3 separate regions of the Homo sapiens genome follow, and regions 2 and 3 are each linked to region 1. Evidence: read pairs that join two places in POLR2A ChIA-PET (ENCODE). Cell type or tissue: GM12878. All regions are shown on one strand.

The links. ChIA-PET counts read pairs that join two places held together with the same protein. Peaks named below come from ENCODE experiments on the same cell type or tissue, not always from the same donor. Only the 100,000 strongest peaks of a DNase experiment are listed, where the experiment ranks them.
Region 2: POLR2A ChIA-PET joins it to region 1 with 5 read pairs; 2 of 35 experiments call an interaction of 5 or more read pairs at or near these places.
Region 3: POLR2A ChIA-PET joins it to region 1 with 8 read pairs; 2 of 35 experiments call an interaction of 5 or more read pairs at or near these places.

What each region holds. Positions count from the first base shown.
Region 1 is chr2:47,895,161-47,903,160 of GRCh38, forward strand. All of the region lies in intron 1 of FBXO11 (F-box protein 11), which reads right to left. Among named protein-coding and RNA genes, the nearest start is that of FBXO11, 7.3 kb to the right of the region's middle. RefSeq lists a silencer at 6,799-7,068. In GM12878, no CTCF peak of the experiment used is centred here; a DNase peak (open chromatin) is centred at 3,352; H3K4me3 peaks cover 4,169 bases; H3K27ac peaks cover 3,500 bases.
Region 2 is chr2:48,265,051-48,273,050 of GRCh38, forward strand. All of the region lies in intron 2 of LOC102724008 (a long non-coding RNA gene), which reads left to right. Among named protein-coding and RNA genes, the nearest start is that of FOXN2, 46 kb to the right of the region's middle. In GM12878, no CTCF peak of the experiment used is centred here; no DNase peak of the experiment used is centred here.
Region 3 is chr2:47,813,616-47,821,615 of GRCh38, forward strand. FBXO11 (F-box protein 11) reads right to left here. Exons shown (of 23, transcript NM_001190274.2): 14 at 6,747-6,841; 15 at 5,341-5,463; 16 at 5,164-5,249; 17 at 176-252. Among named protein-coding and RNA genes, the nearest start is that of MSH6, 34 kb to the left of the region's middle. RefSeq lists enhancers at 2,216-2,285, 2,446-2,495. In GM12878, no CTCF peak of the experiment used is centred here; no DNase peak of the experiment used is centred here.

The DNA.
Region 1 (8,000 bases):
GCTCACATATGCAAAGAAAAAAATGCAGAAAAATAAAAAGGAATGCTCACAGTAGCACTACTCCTGACATCCAAACACAAAAACAATCCTATGTCCATCAACTGTAGAATGGATAAACTGTAGTATATTCATACAATGTAATACTAAACAGCAACAAGAATGAACAATGAAAAAACTAATGCTACAAGCAGCAATATGGATGAAGCTCACAACAAATATTAAGGGAGAATTCTGTCAGACACATAGGAGTACATACTGGGGGGTTACATTTACATAAAGTTAAGAAACAGGCACAAGTAATCCAAGCAATCAGAAAGATGGGGTTGGGAACAGTGACTAGGAAGGCCCTTCAAGGGGGACACTTCTGGGATACTAGTAGTGCTTTATTCCTTGCTGTAGGTATTTTTGGTTACACAGATGTGTTTACTTCAGGAAAAGTAATCAAGCTGTACACGGATGATTTGTGCACTTACATATTTCAATTACAAGATTAGCAGAAATTATTTCCACAATTTAAATAACTATATAGTTTATGTTGTTGTTTTTTTTTGAGACAGAATTTCACTCTTTCACCCAGGCTGGAGTGCAGTGGCATGATCTGGGCTCACTGCAACCTCTGCCTTCTGGTTTCAGGCGATTCTCCTGCCTCAGCCTCCCGAGTAGCTGGGATTACAGGCATCTGCCACCATACCCAGCTAGCCAATTTCTGTATTTTTAGTAGAGACAGGGTTTCACCATGTTGGCCAGGCTGGTCTCGAACTCCTGACCTCGTGATCCACTCGCCTCAGCCTCCCAAAGTGCTGGGATTGCAGGCATGAGCCACCATGCCCAGCCATAACTATATAGTTTTAAATGTATATAGCCCATTTATATTTTAAAAACTATAGACTGTTTCTAATTCAAACAACTATTGCTAACACAAATGATTCATACATACTCTACTTCTCTCCCTCACAATCCTCACCCCAAAATTAGTCTTTTGAGTATTTTCTAAAAAGTGAAACTTTAAGAGAAAAATTTAAAAGTCAGAAAAAGATCAGGAAAAGAAATAAACACGTAATGTTAAGTGATTCTTGCAGGAATCCTTTACTCTCCCCCTCCCCCAATACTTTATTTGCCTCTGAAGAATCACTCCTACCCGAAAGATCTTTCTCCAAATTGTTTCTTTTCTTTTTTTTTTTTTTGAGACAAGGTCTTAAAACTCTGTCACCCAGGCTGGAGTGCAGTGGCTCAATCACAGTTCACTCTAGCCTTGACCTCCCTGGCTCAGATGATCCTCTCACCTCAACCTCCTGAGTAGCTGGGACTACAGGCATGGGCCACCACCCCACAGCTAACTTTGTATTTTCTGTAGAGACGGGGTTTCGCCATGTTGCCCAGGCAGGTCTCAAACTCCTGGGCTCAAGCGATCCACCCCACCCAGCCTCCCAAAAAGTGCTAGGATTACAGGCATGAGCCACTATGCCCCGCCCAATTGTTTAATTTCGCTTCCCTCTTTTACTTGGCCTAAAATACCAAAATTTGACAAGTTATCATAATCAGTCTCTTAAAAATGCAAATGTCTTTCAGAGAATTAATGAAGACATCAGTCATTCATATGTAAGTGTGAAGTAGTATAGTGGCTACTTTTATGTATTGCTGACCTTATATGAAATAAAGTGAGTGAGTCTATAATTTCCTTTACCATAAGAACACTTTGCTAAAAATACTAGCTTTCAAAATATAGTGCCTTACTCCAACTTCTATTTCTCTCAACAAATCTTCTTTGATATTTCTTCTTTACTATGATAGAAGTCTGGAAAGACTCCTACTTTTCATTTGTTAAATTTTATTCACTTCTAATTCCCTTTAAAGCTTGTTTTTTTCTTTTTTCAAAAAGTTATGACCAATTATGTGGGAAGAAACAATAACTAGTAACATACATACCAAAGTTGTCCATCTCAATATATAACAAGGGAATAAAAAATAGTTACATGCTCTTCCTCTTCCCCATCCCCTTTCCTACTAAGTGTTAGAATCTCATAAAGCCACATGTTCTTATATACAGTATGTTAATATACTATGAATGGAAGATAGAAAAATCAATGCTTGGATATAAAAAAGAATTATTGTATCTAAACCCAAGTAGAGTTGGCAAATCAGCAAAGGCTAAACTGATTCAAGTCAGTTGGTTACACTACAGTAACACAGACACCAATATCAAAGGTTAAACCCACACAGTGGCCAGTTAATTTCACACTAAAGAAAAACTTCTGGTCGGGTGAGGTGGCTCACGCCTGTAATCCCAGCATTTTGGGAGGCTTAGGCGGGCAGATCACTTTACATCATGAGTTTGAGATCAGCTTGGCCAACGTGGGGAAACCCCGTCTCTACTGAAAATACAAAAATCAGCCAGGCATGGTGGTGTGCACCTATAATCCCAGCTACTCAGGAGGCTGAGGCAGGAGAATCACTTGAACTCAGGAGGCAGAGGTTGCAGTGAGCCAAGATCACACCATTGCACTCCAGCCTGGGTGACAGAGTGAGACTGTGTCTTAAACCAAAAAAAAAAAAAAAAAAAAGGAAAAGAAAAAAGAAAAATTTCCAACAAAGATTTTGCCACAATTCAACTCAACCATCTGGAAAAGGAGTGTTGTTCACTAGGAAAAAAGAGTAAAAATGAGATTATCACTATTATCAGAAAAATAACTAAAAGTACATATTCTTACTCCATTTCTAGCCTTCAAATAATCTCTAAGTATGAGAAAATACAAAAGCTCTCTTCACACAAAAAAAAGGATGAATGACACCTCTTCTCTCATGAGATGTGAAAATATTCCTTAATGTTTTTTAAGGTTTAGTCACCACATGGAAGAAAACAATTTTCTCCCCTTTTTGAACATAGCCCCATGATCTTCATTTGTTAAAAAGAACAAAACATTTAACAACGGGGTTTTTAGAAACTGGGAGAGCAAGCAATTAACATACTGAACTCACACTTGCTTTAACATGCTATCTTATTCGGGGTGTTTAAAAAACGTTTTAAATGCAATTAATGCATTCATTTTCAAAGGAAAATAAACATTTTTGATATTTGCCTTCAACTGAAATAAATCATGTAAAGGAAGTTAGTTGGTTTCATTTCTCTATTTTCTAAGGATTAAGTTTAAGCACATTTTTTATGCTAACCAAACATATATAAAAACTCCAAGCTACACATATAAGAAACACACCAAACCATGGTGAGAAAAGAATATTTAGTCCACAAACCAGTCAAAATTACCACTGAAATCTAAAACTAATTTAACGCACATTTTTCTCCTTCTGAAATAGTCCAGCCTACAACCATGAGCTAAAATCAGTTAATACCCTTTATTCATAACTTATGAGTAATTCAGGGGAAATCTACCCTTCTTTGTATAATGAGTGCTTAATGATCTCATCAACACACTGGAAAAACATGCTGGTCAATCAGTAGAGTCTCATCTTGAGACAAATCTACATGAGAGGTAAAATTATAATCAGAAGATTACTTGAAAAATGTGAAACCAGATAAGTCAACAATCAATAGCATCAGACTAGTGCAGCCATCTCCAATAGGACAGATGGTATAGAACAGGGGACAGATCTGCTTCAAGGGGCAGGTTATTGCATCCCCTGAAAGTTATACAAACATTCTGCCAAATGTATTTTGGTATCTTTCCTTGTTTATAGAAAGATTAGGTGATATAAATCAATTTTGAAATTTTTTTGCTACTTACTATGCATCTTCATTGTTGTATAGCTGAGCCTCTACTTCTTCATTTATTAAAAAAAAAAAGTAATAAAATCTCTTACAGAATTGGTATAAGGGGGCCAGGCACGGTGGCTCATGCCTGTAATCCCAGCACTTTGGGAGGCCGAGGCGGGCGGATCACGAGGTCAGGAGATCGAGACCATCCTGGCTAACATGGTGAAACCCGGTCTCTACTAAAAATACAAAAAATTAGCCGGGCGTGGTGGTGGGCACCTGTAGTCCCAGCTACTCAGGAGGCTGAGGCAGGAGAATGGTGTGAACCCGGGAGGCGGAGCTTGCGGTGAGCCGAAATCGCGCCACTGTACTCCAGCCTGGGCGACAGAGCAAGACTCCGTCTCAAAAAAAAAAAAAAAAAAAAGAATTGGTATAAGCTTCAACAAATCAGTTTCTCTGAGGTTGTAACAAGTCATACAGATTGAATTTTATCTCTTGGGTTTAATTTTATATACAGCTGATACAATCCCTTACTTTTTATATTTAAAAGACCTATCATTTATTAAATATCTATCATGTGCTAGGAACTTTACTATCTCTCATCCTTACAAATGTTCTATAAGGCAGGTGTGATTCCCACTTGAAAGATCACAAAGTAAGGCTCAGAGAGGTAACATTGCTCACCAAATGTTAAATAACTAATCAGATGTGTAGTCAGGATTAGAACCCATATCTAGCTAGCTTTAACTCTGAGCTCTTTACATCATACTGTCTCATTCCTTATAGTGTATCTTCATAATTTTATTTTCACAGGGTAGCAACTACAATTTGGGGAATACTTTGCCAACAAAGTCACATACTATAATTCTGTGGAAGATAAGAATATATTTCAAAGGTCTGATAAATCAGTGAATTGGAAGGTCTAAAACAGAGTAATACTTCAAAGATAAGTGGGACAAGACAGAAACAAAATAAGAGTAACTTTAATATCAGGGATAAATAGGGGGACAATAAAAGACCTCATGTTGAAATAGCTCATTACTGTAAACTGGTTATTTTCAAAGTTAAAACAAACGGTGGGGGGCGGGGGGACTTGAGAAAATACTCAAACTAGGGGTTCTCACTAACAGATCAGGAACTACTTGTGGTTCCTGCCTTACCTAGTAGGTCTCCAAGCTGGTTGGCCTTCTCTTGGGTTTGTCAGAATTTCCAGTAAAGGGAGAAAAGCAGGATAAGAGCTCTTAGGCCTTATCAGCAGAGCTCTTAGGCCTCATCAGCACAACTTTAACACTAATAGCAACACTACTCTGTTTCTATCCCTCAAGTAAGTTCCAAGCTTTAAGAAAATAGGCTCTTTTTACAGCTCCCATACTTCCTGCCTCCAAAAGGTTGAGTGGCACTGTCTCCTCTCATGGGATACATTTGGAAGGGTTAGCCACCAGATGACAGAGTAGTACCCCACAGTACTTACTTCCTAAAACAGGAAAAATCATGTTTCTTGTGCAGAACTCCTCTATTAAGACTGCACAGGATCCATGAAGTTAAAATATCACATGCTAGAACAATGCCACAGAAAGTATAACTAGCATTCCTGACTAGAACAGCAAGGAGTGTCTCCTGGCTGCTGCATATTATAAATATACAGCTCATTCCTCATCAGTACAGTGTCGAGAAAAAAGTATATACACGTATATATACACACGTATACACACATATATACGTATATACACACGTATACACACGTATATACACACGTATACACACACGTACGTATATACACACGTATACACACACGTACGTATATACACACGTATACACACACGTATACACACACGTGTATATATATACACGTATACACACACGTGTATATATATACACGTATACACACACGTGTATATATATACACGTATACACACACGTGTATATATATACACGTATACACACACGTGTATATATATACACGTATACACACACGTGTATATATATACACGTATACACACACACGTGTATATATATACACGTATATATACACACATATATATGTATATATATACACGTATTTATGGAATTGCAGGGTTTTTAAAAATTGAAATCATTCAGTACGTATAATATTACATAAAATATTGCCGGTGGGGAGATATATATATTTATGTATATATATACACACGTGTGTACATATATACACATATATATGTATATATATACACACGTGTGTACATATATATACATATATATGTATATATGTACACACGTGTGTACATGTATATATATACACACGTGTGTACATATATACATATATATGTATATATATGTGGGTACATATATATGTGTGTCATAGATAAGATTTTTATCCCACAAATATGGGATTAGAGAGACTAGGTTTTTATTCTACAAGATTAGCTCAGAGTAGAAATGAATAGCAAAATCTATTAATGCATTCATTAAATTTCTTGAACTATAAATATCACAATTAGATTTTCAGCACTTCAAAACAGTCCTGTGACTTTTCCAATAACTAGAAAAAAAATACATCTATTTTCAAAAACTCCCATGTCAAGATTATTTCCAGAACCCAAATTCATCTTTTATTAAAAGGTAATAAATGAGAAACTAATAACAGTTATTAGATTCCAGGTAGAAGAATTTAGTAGCTGGAGGCTGATGTACGAAGGGGACTTCTGAATTTTAAACTGTGGCAATATTACCTATTCAAAGTAATTAATTTTATTTTATTTATTATTTATTTTTTGAGATGGAGTCTCATTCTGTCACCCAGGCTGGAGTGCAGTGGTGCAATCTCAGTTCAAAGTAATTAATTTTAACAACTAAAATCTACTGATGAGAACACACAGCACTTCTGTAGACTTGTAAGCTTTCCTCATACTTTGTAATATCTAAAAAAATTACAAAATACATTCCTGCAGTAAAGACAATAAATTCATCAGAACGGGCTGCAAAAGCTAACTCCTTCTAGAATTTTAAAACAAAACAAATATCAAAAATCCAATCCCACACTACTGTTTCATTAAATCATGGACTATATTACCGAATTGTCACTGCGTAAAATACAGTTTTTATTTTTGAGACCGAGTCTTGCACTGTGTCACCTGGGCTGGAGTGCAATGGTGTGATCTCAGCTCACTACAACCTCAGCCTCCCGCGTTCAAGCGATTCTCCTGCCTCAGCCTCCAGAGTAGCTGGGATTACAGGCGTGAGCCGCCATGCCTGGCTCATTTTTGTATTTCTAGTTAAGACGAGGTTTCACTACGTTGGCCAGGCTGGTCTTGAACTCCTGACCTCGTGGTCCACCTGCCTCGACCTCCCAAAGTGCTGGGATTACAGGCGTGAGCCATTGCTCTGGGCCTGTAAAATACAATTCTACTAGTACATGAAATCCCAATCTCAGGAATTTAAGAAATTAAAAAAGCTAATGATTAGGCTAGTATTTAGTCTTAGGATAGCTGATCATTTCAGCTAACGAGTGAACACAATAGTCCATGAAATACCCAGACCAATATTTCCTTACGTGGGGTGTAAGAAATGCTCCCCCATGGAAAGCTTTGAAAAATCCTCAAAGATTTTAATCTATAGGGTCTAGTTTCTTTCTTCTTCAAACACTGGCCATTACAGATAAGACAAAGCGTATATACACACACACATAATGTATGTACAAACATGTATATACACAAATATACCCACATACACACACACATACACATACACACGTGTGTATGTAAATATATTTAAAAGTGGTGTCAAGGAAGTTTTTATACCAATTAACCTGTGGGCAATGAAGCAGCTAAAGACCATTCTGACAGACTTTTTGCCTGAAAACATATTATACTGTAACTATTTTATTACCACTAAAGAACCTGAAATGCATCTTTATATAAAACAAATGATTTTATATACAGTCTGAACTAGTTTGTCTCAAAACAGCGAGTCTCACTTTGATTCCCTATCTGGAAAGTTGTCTGATCCACTATTAAGTAACTCTATCCAAGATCCTAATGCAAATGTTACATATCCATTAAGAGTTAGTAAAAGGTTAAAAAAAAAAAAACAAAAACCACACATACATTCTTAGCTTTAGTTCTTTAATTATCCTGTAATAATTAAACCCAGCATATTCCTAAACTAGCAACAACAAAATCCCTTTCTTTCCAAACTAGAAAGTGACACTTTGCGTGCTCCATAAAACTTTCGAAATAGAGTATTCTTAGTTAACTTCTGATCATTATATGAATCGGACATTTAAAAAAACGTAATTAAAATGTCAATTTTTCAAAGA
Region 2 (8,000 bases), 370 kb after region 1:
TGTCCTTTTTCCCCAGCCACAGTTTTTTTGCGTTCAGCTCTACTGCAAAAAAAAAAAAAAAAAAATTTAGAGGCACAAGGGAGGCATTGAGAGAGATGAAGAGAATTTTTTTTTTTAATGACTCTGACAGTAAATGATTCTTTCTGGGGGCATGCGGATGCTTATGTGTCCACCCCCAAACTGCTCTTACACATCTTCAAAGAGGCCCTCAGAGAAGGAGAAGGGGGTCTGTGGGAACAAGATAAGGGAGAGAAAAGGTTCAGAAAGGAGAAGTTCTGATGACAGCCTTGCCCTTGACAGCAGAAGAGAAGATATCTACATTTCTGGGTAACAGATAAGGATAAAGTTGAACACCATGTCAGGTTTTTTTGGAGACTTTGTACTTCCCCATGTTGTTATTTTTGTTATTACCTTCTGTTTTTCCATGATAATTAGTCCCAAACGAAGCCCTTAAAATGGAAAGGGTCAGTGTATTTATTTTGGTGCACAGCAAGAAGGGAGTATATCCCACCCTACATTCACTCTTGAAGAAAAATGAGAACCAAGAACTTGAAAGTTTAACTGGGAAGTCTGAGAGTTCCCCAACAATCCTTAGAGCAATGCAAACCTCCTCAACTCCAAATGCTCCATGTTTTAACGTGACCTTTCCTTTCTTACCCTTAATCCAAACTTCAATGTGGGTAAAACAGGAAGAGAGAGTACCTGGATCACCATGGCAAAATCGGAGAAGGCGTCACAGAAGAGGAAGATACGTATGCGCTTCTTAATGTGGCATCATCTCTAACAAAATACTTGCATAATGCACATACATCAGCCACAGTGCCTGGGTCAGCCTCCACGGTATCTTCAGGGCAAGCATCACTTTCCATTTCCCAAAAGGAATAGCTACTTTCTATTTTGTTTTTGGAAAAGGAAGGTAGGGCAGAGTGAGCCCTAAGAGAAACATCCAGTGGAAACATGTTTTAGAGTCTGCTAGATTCACTTCAGAGCCCGTGATTCTCTTGCATGTATTCCTGAAAGTGATTATATTAACCAGACACAAATGGGAAACATTTTACATTAATGACTATAGCTGTGTTCCCTTTATCTTGCCAAAGAAAGTGTCTATATGTTTTCCTTTTATTCTGTTAATTATTCAGCATCAATGAAAAGTACCCTTGCAAAATTTTTTTACCAAAACCAGGTTTCCTATGTCACTTTCATACATAATAGGAAATGAAGACCCTGAATCAGCCCATCAGAAGCAGGAGATCCCTTTCGTCGACCTTCTCATTCCATCTCTATGCTGGAGCATTCTTGTGACCTAACCATATTGAAACTGCCTTTGCAAAATATGACTGAGACAGTGAAAGAGGTATAACTTCACCAATTCCATCTTGGTTCTAACCTCCAAGCTCTCCTTGATCATTCCTAGGCATAGGCTGAACTAACTTTGGGAGAAACTTAGTTTATAGTTTACAATTTAAAACAGACATGGTAACAGCCCTTTCCTAAAGCAGGCCTCCTTCTTGCCTGGGAACTAGATTGCCTCCGTAGGACTAACATTAGCCACAAGATTAGAAATTATGGTTTAGGAGTCACGCAACTGGAGGCTATAAGATTCTGACCCTCCCTAAACTGCTCCTAAGATCAGTGCTTGAGATATTTTGCAGACCCTGCACTTGATGGATCAGCTGGCACTACCCAGATCAATAAACTGGCTCATCTGATCCTGGGTGGCCCACCCAGGAACTGACTCAGTTCAGGAAGACAGCTTCAACTCCCTGTGATTTCATCCCTAACCAATCAGTACTCCCGGCTCCCCCCATCCACCAAGTTGTCCTTAAAAACTGCTCCAGAGTCTCGGGGAGACTGATTTGAGTAACAATAAAACACCAGTCTCCCGCACAGCGAGCTCTGTGTCAATTACTCTTTCTCTATTGCAATTCCCCTGTCTTGAGAAATCAGCTCTGTCTAGGCAGTGGGCAAGGTAAACCCCTTGGGTGGTTCCAAATTGTTTACCTTCCAGTCTTCTAGGATGACCTACCATACACATCCTCAAGAGTCTCTTGAGTAGCACCCATTTCCTTCTCTAGCTTCCCTTCCCTTTGCTTCTTGGGTTTGGGGCTGGTGGCTGGAAGGAATTAGGAGGCTATAGCCTGTTTTAGGGTAGAGTGCAGTAGAGTAGTGGTTATGAGGGTGGCCTCTGCAGTCTCACTGCCTGTATTACAATCCTTGTTTCCTCCACTTAACAGCAGTGTTGCCTTGAGCAAATATCTAAATTCCCAAAGCCTATAAAATGAGGATCACAAACCCTTAACATAGCCAGGTTGACAGTGGCACAAACCTGACTTCTGCTAAAATAACAACTAATAATCCCAAATTGGGTACCCCACTTACACTTGTCAGTAAAGACAACTGACAGCCCTAATCCTGAGTGGGCATTCCACCTGAGTGGGAAGACAACACTTCTAAGCAGCCCAGCACTTATATAATATCTAATCAATAAAGCCAGATATTGCCAGCCAATAAGAGACACTCTAAGACTTGGTTTTTTAATATAGAAGAGAGCTAGTTTGTGGTTTTAGCTTTAGAAGATGTGGTAGCCAACCCCAAGGTGGCCCCCCAATGATCTACACCTCCAGGTATTCATGCCCTTGGGTAGTTCTCTCCTACATTGTGTCAGAGTTGGTCTATGTGATGGATAGAATATGGCAGAAATGATGAAATGTCAATTACAAGGTTAAGTTACAAAAGACATTGTGGCTTCTGCCTTGCTTTCTCTTGTACTGCACTTTCTCAGGGACGCCCATTGCCATGGCTTGAGGCCTAGAGAAGAGGCCCATGAGGCAAGGAACTGAAGTCTTCTTCAGTCTTCCTACATCCAGCAAGGAACTCAGGTCTTTTCAATGAGTGCAGTCAGCTACCACTCTTGCCAAGAGCCATGAGTGTCTGTCATCTTAGAAGCCAATCCTCCATCCCAATCAAGCCTTCAGATGACTGCAGGCTTGGCCAACATCTTGTCTACAACTTCACGAGACACTGTAAGCCAGGAACGTTCAGCTAAGCTGCTCCTAGATTTCTTACCCTTGGAAACTGTGAGATAATAAATGTTTGTTGTTTTAAGCTGCTAAACTTGAGGTAACTTTTGGGAGTACCCAGCAATACACAACTAACATAAAACACTTTATCTGTCTTTTTTTTTTTTTTTTTTTTTGAGACGGTGTTTCGCTCTGTCCCCCAGGCTAGAGTGCAGTGGTGTGATCTCAGCTCACTGCAATCTGCACCTCCCAGGTTCAAGTGATTCTCCTGCCTCAGCCTCCCAAGTAGCTGGGATTACAGGCATGCGCCACCATGCCTGGTTAATTTTTGTATTTTTAGTAGAGATGGGGTTTCACCATGTTGGCCAGGCTGGTCTTGAACTCCTGACATCAAGTGATCCACCTGCCTTGGCCTCCCAAAGTGCTGGGATTACAGTCCTGAGCCACCACGCCCAGCCCACTTTCTCTCTTGAACCCCAGCCCCTAGGGCCAAAACTCCACTGTATGCCTGGTCAACAGTAAAATAAATTTCCACTCAGATCTCACACTGTGGCAATAATATGCCTATTTCATCAAGTTGGGAGGATTAAGCAGATAGTGCATGTGAAGTGTTTAGTACGAGCCCAGTACATGGTAAGCACTCAACTAATGCTATTTACCACTATTATACAGAGACATAGGCCTGTGGGTGGTTTCTCTGGCTCTTGGTGTCCAAGAGGCTTAAGGCACAGCATAATTAATGAGGACTTAGAGCTCAGGGGACAGGGAAGGAAATCCGAATGGATCTTCCCCACTCCTAGTAGCTCAGAGGGAGCAAGCCTCCAGCTGCTACAGCCAGGACTCCCTTCTATGCGGGCAGAAGGAACAGGTCAGAGAAGAAACATCCCCTTTTCTTGGTCCCTCAATTGACAAAGCAGTATGTAAAATGATAGAAAAAATGTACCAAGTGAGGAAAGGGAAAGAAACAGGAAGTTAAGGTAGGAAAGTTATCTTCATCTGCTTCTTGATTTTGCCCTGGAACTACCTCGTTTATTTTCAGCTTTCCCTGGGCCAAGCAGAATCTGTGCACAACCATGCATTCTAGAGCTTAGGACAAAGCACAAGTCTACTGTCTAGCATCTGCCTGTGGCCTAGGCCATCTCCGGTATGTATGGGCTGTAAGAAAAGTGGTAGGCTCTGGGGGTGCAAGTCAGGAGGTTTATTACTGGATCATTTATTGTCAGGGGAACCATGCCAGAAGGGAAAGGTAGTTGCTTGGAATACAAAGAACAAAGTGCAGACTCTGATCTGAAAGTCTGTCAATCCATGTGCCAAACTAAAGTAATTAGGCAGGAAATAAACTGAAGAACAATTGAGAGCCAAGAGTGGTCAGAGACAGACTAAAGTAAAATGGGTCACTTGGAGCAATCATGGAATTAATTTGGTGAATGTTGTTTATATGCTGAAGCCATTATTGTTAAATACACTAAATGTAAGCCTCACAATTTTCATCTTTTTGATCACAGTTATATTCCTAGTACCTAGATCAGAGCCTGGCGATAGTAGGTGCTTCATAAATATTTGTTAAGTGAACGAATGAATGAATGAATGAATGAATGCAAATGTGATTCAACACAGCTCGAGAAGTTGGGGTAAATTTAGAAAGACCTATTATTTAAGTATACACACAGATTTATTTTAATTTATACAGTTATGATTCACACTTTTTTTAGGGACAATCTCCCATATAACTCTGTAGCCAATGTGCATTATGCATTCTGCTTGGAGACTTGGTCAGGTTTCAAGTTCTTCCTGACTAAAAACTTTGAGTTCCACTCACCAGTTAGACAAATTAGAGTGTTCTAGCTTTGTGGGCTATGGAAATAGAAGGGAGAAACAAGCTGGCTGTTACAAATATGTCATATGAGGAAATTATAGTTTGAATTCACTGGTCAGTACCAACATATTAACAGAATTAATTGTCCTTCAAGGGTTGTAAGCTGCCATATCTTTAAGGGGTAGAAATACTCAACTAGCTGTCTAACATATGGGCCCCCAAATGATCTACTCTTAGAGAAACTCATTTGATGAGACCAACTGTTTCTCAGCCTAAGACTCTCCAGGATCACTGCATTTCTGTTGTTCCATTTGTATGAATAAACAAGAAACCTAAGAAATGTCTATATTTTCTCTGCTCTTCCCAGGCTGGACTAGAGATGTGAACTCTACTTGTTTGACAAGAATCCTTTACTCTCTACCTTTAGGACTTTCAATCATTTCAGAAATCTCTTGCTCAGTAAACAAATCTCTCTTTACAAGGAGATAATGCAGCACAAAGTTCAGCTCAGAGTCTATGCAGGAAAGACTGCAGTTACCCATCGATTGTCCACAGTCGACTTGGTTTGAGCTTCCGCAGAGCTCAACTTGGGAACAGTACTGTCACCTGGAGCCATTCTGTGCTGAATGACAGCCATCTGCTTTCCATGTGCCCTTTCTATTTGGACAAATAAAAATAATCACCCCACATGACAATCCATAAATTCATAGTTCTTCAAAGACACTTAGCCCCACTTCTGAGTAGTAAGACCTCTGACAGCAATTCTTTGGGTATCAAGAATGGATCACCTAGAGCAAACCTGCGAAATATTGAGAACGTGCATTTCTAACAAGAAAAATGCTCTTGATTCCTGTTTTGGAAACTTTTATTTTCCCATCTGTCTGTAATTGGATTACTCAGATGATGCACAAAGAGTGAGTGAACAATTATTTACATGAACCCTGGCTTAAGACCCTAAATTCTGACCATACTGATACTAGTTTAAAATAATATATGATTTGTTATAATCCTATTATTATTCCTATTCATAACATGTGTCCTTATCTTCAAAGATAATCCACTATTGAAATATTAGGGATTTGGGAGTTGCGGATAAAAGAAGTGAATTAAATTCATTCATTCAACAAGTATTATTGTACCTACTATCTTGGCCTGATACCCCTGCAGTGGGATGCAGGGGTGATTTTATATTTATTGAGGGCCATCCTTGTGACTTTCCCACTTTCATCTTCATTCAGAAGATACCTGTGTCTTTGTAGCTATCTATTAATTGATTTATAACATTATATGCAGCACTATACCAATGTGCACTATAATTACTTTTTTAAAGGTGGAGTTTTATGACTCTTATATTGTGTGCATCATGAAGTTTGGACAGTTAGCCTGGAACAAATATATTCACTTTTTTAGTTCTCCTTTCTGTCAAAGATTATTTTGTCAAAACAAATATAACAAGGAAAACACATATTTTGAGAATCAGTCTTACTGTTATTACAGTGCTGTAAAATTTGCCACTCAACACTACTGATGACCTAAATAACAACAGTTGAGAAGCAGCCAGAGTCCCAGGCTTCCCACATACCACTATTGCTTAGACAAATAAAAAGCACGTGGTGAGAAACTTCCAGCATCAAAAAAGAGAATCAAAAGCAAAGGTTTACAGCTTTGATGCTGTCTTGCCTTTGAGAAATCCCTCCAGAGGACAAACGGCACTGGGGTGACTACTGTTTAAAATAAAAGTCTTCCTAGAACCACTATGAATGCAGTGAAAAGAAACAGACTTTAATATACACACATAGCTGGGCGTGGTGGTGCACGCCTGTAGTCCCAGCTACTCAGGAGGCTAAGGGTGGGAGGATTGCTTGAGCTCAGGAGTCCAAGGCTGCAGTGAGCTATGATGGTGCTACTACACTCCAGCCTGGACAACAGAGCAAGGCCCCAACTCTAAAATAAATAAATAATAAAAATACACACATACATATGTACATCATATACATATATGCACACATATATGCACACACATATACGCACACATATATGCACACACATATGCACACACATATATGCACACATATGTATGCACATATATGCACACCTATGTATACATATATGCACACCCATGTATACACATATATGCACACCTATGTATACACATATGCATACATATATGTATACATATATATGTATACACATATACACACATATATGTATACACATATATACATATATAACTATATTATATAAAGTAGTATATGTCTGAGGGAAAGTAATGGGAAGAAGTAAGGGAACCAAAGGGAAACCGTGTGTGAACTCCTCCCACCTCAGGACTTTGAAAGGTAATACTTGGCTTTTTGAAGTAAGCACCTCTCTGAAGGGGACAGTGATCAGAATGAATTCACACCTGGTGAGCCTGTTTTGTTTTGTTAGCATAGCACTAAGCAGCAGAATATGCTGGAAACTTTCTTTGTACAAAGTGCACCTTAACTTCTGCAACTGCTGTGAAGTTGGTCATTTTAGGATTCATAATTTGGAAAAGAAAATGAAAGTACCCTGGTGTTTTTACTTATTCCAACCACTAAAATGGAAGTTTCATGAGAGCACAGATGTGCTCACAGCTATGACCCTACATCTATAAATTGATGGTCCTTAATAAATATTTGTCAGTTGAAGGCCAGGCACAGTGGCTCACGCCTGTAATCCCAGCACTTTGGGAGGCTGAGGCAGGCAGATCACTTGAGGTCAGGAGTTTGAGACAAGCCTGGCCAACATGGTGAAACCCCATCTCTACTAAAAATAGAAAAATTAGCTGGGTGTGGTGGCACGCGCCTGTAATCCCAGCTACTCAGGAGGCTGAGGCAGGAGAATCACTTGAACCCAGGAGGTGGAGGTTTCAGTGAGCCAAGATCGCACCACTGCATTCCAGCCTGGGTAACAGAGCAAGACTCCGTCTCAAAAAAAAAAAAAATTGTTAGTTGAATAAATGGAGGAAATGAAGGATCAATCAATGAGATCAATGAGTATTGAGTGCTTTCTATATGTAATGGAGAATACAGGAATAGAAGGCCTAATTGCTGCCTACAGGAAACTTTGCAACCAGATAGAGACACAAAGTTAACCACCATAAAGTGATTGGAAAACAATGTTCAATAGTAATAATGACAATA
Region 3 (8,000 bases), 82 kb before region 1:
AGAGACAGGGTTTCACCATGTTGGCCAGGCTGGTCTTAAACTCCTGACCTCGGGTGATCCACCCATCTCGGCCTCCCAAAGTGCTGGGATTACAGGCGTGAGCCACCGTGCCCGGCCTAGAAGGTGTATTTCTAAAGTTTATTAACACAGAAAAAAGATGACAGATTAAACATACCAGAATTATAAACTAGAATTCCACCATTCTGTCCTCCCCAGATTTTGTTGCGTCTAATTTTGGGGTTGCTTCCAGTCCTGTAAACAGAATAGACAATAATACCATTTCAATAGCTTCTACTCCCATATCTTCATGTTACGTGAGGTAAACAGTGGAGAAATCCACATAAGTCACTTAGTAAGAATTAACTATACAATGGAGTCCAAGATGCCCTGAGAAGAAAGTGGTTTAATTTTGCTTAATCCTGTATTTCCCACAGAACATACTTTACTACAGATTATTATTGTAGAGTTTCCTAACATGTAAACTAAATGGGGTTATATTAAGTGACATATATTCCCCTCATATGTAAAATGAAGGACTGAATTACAGGCATGCCTTGGAGATAACTGCAGGTTCCGTTCCAGACCACCATAATAAAGCGAGTATTGCAATAAAGAGAGTCGCATCAATTTTTTGGTTTACATTATACTGTAGTCTATTAAGTATGCAATAGCATTTCATAAAAAAAAGCACATACCCTAACTTAAAAATACTTTATCGCTAAAAAAATGCTCATAACAATCTAAGCCTTCAGGGAGTCTTTTTTTTTTTTTTTTTTTAAAGACATGGGGTCTTGCTCTGTCACCCAGGCTGGAGTTGCAGTGGCATGATCATAGCTCACTGCAGCCTCGAACTCTTGGGCTCAAGCAATCCTCCTGCCTAAGCCTCCCGAGTAGCTGGGACTACAGGTGCACACCACCATGCCCAGTTAATTTTTGTATTTTTTGTAGAGATGGAGTTTTGCCATGTTGCCCAGGCTGTTCTCAAACTCCTGGGCTCAAGTGATCCACCTGTCTCAGTCTCCCAAAGTGCTGGGATTACAGGCATGATCTACTGCACCTGACCAACTGGCAATCTCTTAAAATAAGACAATTAAGTTTGCCACATAGACTGACTCTTCCTTTCACGGAAGATTTCTCTGTAGCATGCAATGTTGTTATAGCATTTTGCTCACAGTAGAATTTCTTTCAAAATTGTTGTCAATCCTTGCCAACCCTGCTACTACTTTATTAACAGGCTTATGTAATATTCTAAATCCTTTGTCTTCATTTCAACTATGTTCACAGCATCTTCAACAGGAACAGACCCCACCTCAAGAAAAACCACTCTTTGCTCATCCGTAAGAAGCAACTCCTCATCTGTCCAAGTTTTATCATGAGGTTGCAGCAATTCAGTCACATCTTCATGTTCCATTTTCTAATTCTACTTCTCTTGCAATTTCTACCACGTCTGGAATTAGTTCCTCCACCAAAGTCTTATACCCCTAAAGTCATCCATGAGGGTTGGAAGCAACTTCTTCCAAACTCCTGTTAATTTTTTTTTGTCCTGGCCATAAAAACGTTTATTTTTGTATTTAGGTTTGATGAATGAACATCCACGCAGAAATGTGATTGGACACAAAGGATCTGGCCTAACGGTGATGGACAGAGTCGGGAAACCCAGCAAAGCCGCTCTGTACAATTCCCCTTCCCCTGGGTATCCCCCTCGGGAATGAGGATCTTCCAGGGAGAAGGGAGAGAGTGACCTAGCTAGGTTTTATGGCTGGGTTTGAGAGAAAGGAATTCTAGTTTCTAAGACCTGCTTTGAGGAAAAGGAATTCTGGTTTCTGGGACTCAATTTGGGGGAGAAAAGGAGGCAGGAACCAGGAGGGAAGGACAAAGACCTGGCTTCTGAGGCCTTCCAGTCTCCTCTGGGTCAGAGTAGTCCGCATGCCAAGGTGCCATACTTCGGGGTTTAATGAGCCCTGACAGCAGGTCCTTGCAGATTTCACAGGTAACTTGTGATCCAAGTAACTGGCTTTCAGACCCCCAATTTCAGAGGACTTTAGCAAAGCCTGGTTGAAATTGGCCAAGTGTTAGAAGAACCTCTTCAAAGCTGAAATTCATAGAGTTCTTCAGCTGAGGGCGTAAGAATCCCAGATGTAAGGTTAGCGAGAGTTAGAAGTTCTGGAGTCTTCCCCGCATGCCCCAGCTCTTGAGCATCAACGGGCCAGAAGCTCACAATATCTGATCCTCCTGTGGCTCAGCAGGGATGTGTTTTAGAGCAGCATGTTCAGAATGAAACTGGCGCACTTAGTCAAGCCTCGAGGGCCTTTTGAAGCCATGCATGGCCCACGCTGGCCTCATGGGAACACAGGTGCTCCAGCACCCGATGTGTTCACGACTAGGTAGGGGGAACCTTCAGCCCTGAAAACATCCCCCTGCTGTCTAGATCAGCCTGCCCCATGGCCAAGGGCGGTGAGAACCCTGGCGACCCCTTGGGTTGCACCTCTGCCAGTACTACAATTTTGCACTTTGTGGGCAGAAAAGCTCAACATTTGGCTCAGGGCATAACTGCAATTTTTTTTTGTTTTGTTCTGTTTTTTGAGACAGGGTCTCACTCAGTCATCCAGGCTGGAGCACAGTGGTATAATCATAGCTCAGTGCCGCCTCGACTTCCTGGGCTCAAGCGATCCTCCCACCTCAGCCTTCCGGGTAGCTGGGACCACAGGCGCATGCCACCATGCCTAGCTAATTTTTTCTATTTTTTACAGAGACAGGGTTTTGCTATGTTGCCCAGGCTGATCTTGAACTCCTGGCCTCAGGAGATCCTTCCACCTCAGCCTCCCAAAATGCTTGGATTACAGCACTTTTTCAGATCTCCTCCCAGGAATCATGAATGTTCTTAATGAAATCTGGAATGGTGAATCCTTTCCAGAGGTTTTCAATTTACTTTGCCCAGATCCATCAGAGGAATCACTATCTATGGCAACTACTGCTTTCTAAAAAGTATTTCTTACATACAAAGACTTAAAAATTGAAATCACTCCTTGATCCAGACTGTGGGATGGATGCTGTATTAGCAGGCGTGAAAACAACAATCTCCTTGTGCATCTGCATCAGAATTCTTGGGTTACTGGGTGCATTGTCAATGAGCAGTAATATTTTGAAATATTTTTTCTGAGCACTAGGTCTCAGTGGACTTAACATATTCAGTAAACTGTACTGTAAATTCATGTGCTATCATCCATGATTTGTTGTTCCCTTTATAGCGCACAGGCAGAGTAGATTTAGCATAATTCTTAAGGGCCCTAGGGTTTTCATAATGGTAAATGAGCACTGCCTGCAACTTAAAGTCATCAGCTTAACTAACCCTTAACAAGAGATCAGCTTGCCCTTTGAAGTCAGGCATTGACTTCTCCCCTCTAGCTATGAATGTTCTGGATGCATCTTCTTCCAATATAAAACTATTGAGTCTACACTGAAATCTGTTTAGTGTAGCCACCTTCAACAATGATCTTAGCTATATCTTCTGGGATAACTTTCTGTAGCTTCTATCTCAGCATTTGCTGCTCCACCTTGCACTTAGCTTTTTTTCTTAAACCTCATGAATCAACCTCTGCTAGCTTCAAACTTTTCTTCTGCAGCTTCTTCACCTCTTTCAGCCTTCATAGAACTGAAGAGAGTTGGGTCCTTGCTCTGGATTAGGAATTGGCTTAAGGGAATGTTGCGGCTGGTTTGTTCTTCTATCCACATCACTAAAACATTCTCCATATTAGCATAAGTCCATTTTTTTGTTATTATTTTATTTTGCTTTGAACCCTGAGAAACTAAGCAATAAGGTTGTTTTGCTTTGCTTTATCATTCATGTGTTTACTGGAATAGCATTTTTAATTTCTTTCTAGGACTTTTCCTTTGCATTCACAACTTAGCTAACTGGACAAGAGGCCTAGCTTTTGGGCTATTCAGCCTTTAGACATACTTTCCTCACTAACCTTCATCATTTCTAGCTTTTGATTTAAAGTGAGAGATACGCAACTCCTCCTTTCACTTCAATACTTATAGAGGCCATTTGAGGATTACTAATTGGCCTAATTTCGATACTGTTGTGTCTCAGGCAATAGGGAAGCCTGAGGAGAGGGACAGAGATGGGAATGGCTGCTTGGTGGAACAGTCAGAACACACACAACGTTTACAGATGAAGTTTGTTATCTTGGGCGCAGTTAATGGTGTCCCAAAACAATTACAATAGTAACATCAAAGATCACTGATCAGGGTGGGTGTGGTGGCTCACGCCTGTGATCCCAGCACTTTGGGAGGCTGAGGCGGGTGGATCACCTGAAGTCAGGAGTTTGAGACCAGCCTGACCAATATGGAGAAACCCCATCTCTACTAAAAATACAAAGTCAGCCAGGCATGGTGGCACAAGCCTGTAATCCCAGCTACTTGGGAGGCTGAGGTTGCGGTGAGCCGAGATCGTGCCATTGCACTCCAGCCTGGGCAACAAGAGTGAAACTCCGTCTCAAACAAACAAAAAGGATCACTGATCAGAGATCACCATAACAGACATAATGATAATGAAAAAATGAGACACAGAGACAGGAAGTGAGCACATGCTGCTGGAAAAAAATGGCAGAGAGATCTGCTCAACACAGTATTGCCACAAAACTTCAATTTGTGAAAAAACACAGTATCTGTGAAGCACAATGAACTGTAAAGTGTAATAAACAGAGGTAAGCCAGTATATGATCATTAGTACTGCTAGAATTCCAAAAACTTAAAATATTAGAGGGGTATCAAAAACTATTAATTTTACAGAAATAGCATAAAACAGAAGCTTCATTTTATTGAGTGCCAATGATATGCCAGGCATAATGCACAAGTATTTTAACACAGACTTCCACTCTCCAAGTATGAAGGATCATATTGGCAGCTGATGTGACTCTCATAGTGGAAAGCAGAACGGTGGAAGTGAGCTCTTATGGCACATGTGCCAGTGGCTTCTGTCCTCACCTAGACCAAGGAAAGCTACATTCTGACAATTTAAGTCAAGATTATTTTAAGAATGTGAATATATATACAATAGGGGGATAAAGATTGGGCATTAAACAATAAGCAAATTTCTTTTACACACCCCACATACTCCTAACTCCCTCCCAAAAGATAGCCAAATATGAAAACATTTACCTTATCTGAACCCCTGAATACATATGATTATAGATATCATTGTCTTCTAGCACTCCATGTCCATTGTCATAAAAATAAACACCAACCTAAAATTTAAAAAAAAAAAAAAAGCTTTTTCAAGGGACAAGTATTTACAAAACAATGTATTTCCCATCCAAGAGTCCAGGCTAATCCTACCTGCTTGCCACTGTGTATCCGGTTTCTTCTCAGTACTGGAGTGCTGCCAGTTGTCACCCAGACTCCAGCTAGAGTGTTACTATAAACTTCATTCTCTTCTATTACTCCTTGTCCCTTTTCATGCTAAATGAAAGTTACACTGGTTATAATATTTATCTTCTATAAGCAAGGCGTTTATAGTCTGTTACCCCCTTTATAGACAGTTAAAAAATTTTCCATTTTTGTTTTTTCATCCGAGTAAGGAGGTAATGGCAATATTCTTTTGTTTTGTTTTGTTTTGAAATGGAGTCTCGCTCTGTCGCCCAGGCTGGAGTACAGTGGCGCGATCTTGGCTCACCACAACCTTCGCCTCCCATGTTCAAGCAATTCTCTGCCTCAGCTTCCCAAGTAGCTAGGATTACAGGCGTCTGCCACCACGCCTGGCTAATTTTTGTATTTTTAGTAGAGATGGCGTTTCACCATCTTGGCCAGGGTGGTCTTGAACTCCTGACCTCGTGATCCACCCGCGTTGGCCTCCCAAAGTGCTGGGATTACAGGTGTGAGCCACCGCGCCCGGCCAACATTCTTTTTATGTAGCCTCTACCTGAGTTTTAAGCTTTCAAAAATTTTATACTGTTCTTTAAGTGGTTTTATACTTTTAATATCACAGTAATAGTAGTAGTAGCATTCAATTTTCTTTAGCAAAAGAAATTAATTCACCCTAGGATGTGTAACAAACTGACGACCTCTCATTTAGTAATAAATTAACAGTTACTTCAAACCTATTTCTCGAGAAATCAATTCAAAATGATATGGCTTCATGTTCCCAAAATTTTTACTTTTAGCAGGTAACTGAGGACATGTGCATCTCTAGAACCATAAATGAAAATTAAAAGTAATGCCTTGCATAAGGACCTTTTTGAAATTTCCTACATTTTCTTACTTGAATCAGTTGCAAAATTTTAGATACCATGAGTGAAGACGATTAATACACAGGTTTCAAAATTTTGAAAGTTATTATATTTTAACATAAATTCAAATGAAAAAGTGGCAGAACTTCAGTGACTCATACAGTAGTCATACTCGTAAAATTCTGGTGTAACAAATATAATAGACTGCAAATGAACTGCTGCTGAGGCTAGCCCATATTGCCAATAATAAAGACTTTAATAAAAAGGTGTTTCTCTTATGGCTAAATTTAGTCAGCTGCTGAGTAAATTTTACATAATTAAACACAAACTTAAAATCAGAAATCATTAAGATACTGGCAGGGAGAAGAAGAACGTTATTTTTGTCTAACTATTAAAGACAGTCACAAATTCATACCTCAAAAGTTGAATATGGCCTACCTAAAAGCTTGAGGAGAAACCCTTTATCCCCCTGGTTTTGATGCATGAGTTTATAGGGAACTATATACATTAACTTACCACATAAATCCCACCATGCTGGCCATCATGAATTTTGTTATGCCGAACAATTGGACAACTGTTTGTCCTAATTTGAATTCCTGCTAATGCATTGCCTATTTAAAAATAAAAGTTACAAGGTCAACATTTGTGAGCCTAGAGAATACAGTAAGGATTTTACATTAGGTAGTGGTTAAAATTCTTACACTAGAATTTTAGTGACCATTACAAGACAAAATTAAGAGAACTAGAAGTGTAAATAGATGCAGAGAGCTGCAGGCAGTATAGTATAGCTATGCTATAGTTGTGGAGCCGAGCTGCCACATTTTGAATCCCAGGAATTCCACTTCCTGTGTGACCCTGAGTAAGTAATTTAACCTCTTTGTGCCTCTGTATACTGATCAGTAAGTATCTTTGTGCCTCTGTATCCTTATCAATATTTAATGGTATCTACCTCACAGTGTTGATGTGAGTATTATATGACTTAACTCAGGTTAAGATGCTCCGCAGAGTGCCTATACTTAGTAAAGCTTTATGTAAGTATTAACCAGGTTAGAGTTACCAGAAGCGAAAGCCCAGGCACATATTGGTGTCTGGCACACAGATATCTACTGATTGTTTGCTGATTTAATGTTCCTAAAACTTTAATGAGGAATAAATATTTTCTTTCTCTAATTAGCACAAAGTATATTAAACTACCACAGAAACAATTAACTATTAAAAAACAGAGTGAAACTATGGAAACTGCAGATATTCCTTGGGACTAAGGTCTTATTTATATTTTCATCCCTGGTATCTGGCATACTGCCTGTGAATACATACCACAGAATAATCTTTATTAAGCATTTAGGCCAGGCGTGGTGGCTCATACCTGTAATCCCAGCAATCTGGGAGGCTGAGGCTGAAACAGGCAGCTCACTTGAGGCCAGGAGTTCAAAACCAGCCTGGCCAACATGGCAAAACCTGTCTCTATTAAAAATGCAAAAATGGCCAGGCGCGGTGGCTCACACCTGTAATCCCAGCACTTTGGGAGACCGAGGCAGGCAGATCACAAGGTCAGGAGATCGAGACCATCCTGGCTAACATGGTGAAACCCCGTCTCTACTAAAAATACAAAAAATTAGCCGGGCGTGGTGGCGGGCGCCTGTAGTCCCAGCTACTTGGGAGGCTGCGGCAGGAGAATGGCGTGAACCTGGGAGGTGGAGCTTGCAGTGAGCCGAGATTGCGCCACTGCACTCCAGCCTGGGTGATAGAGAGAGACTCCGTCTCAAAAGA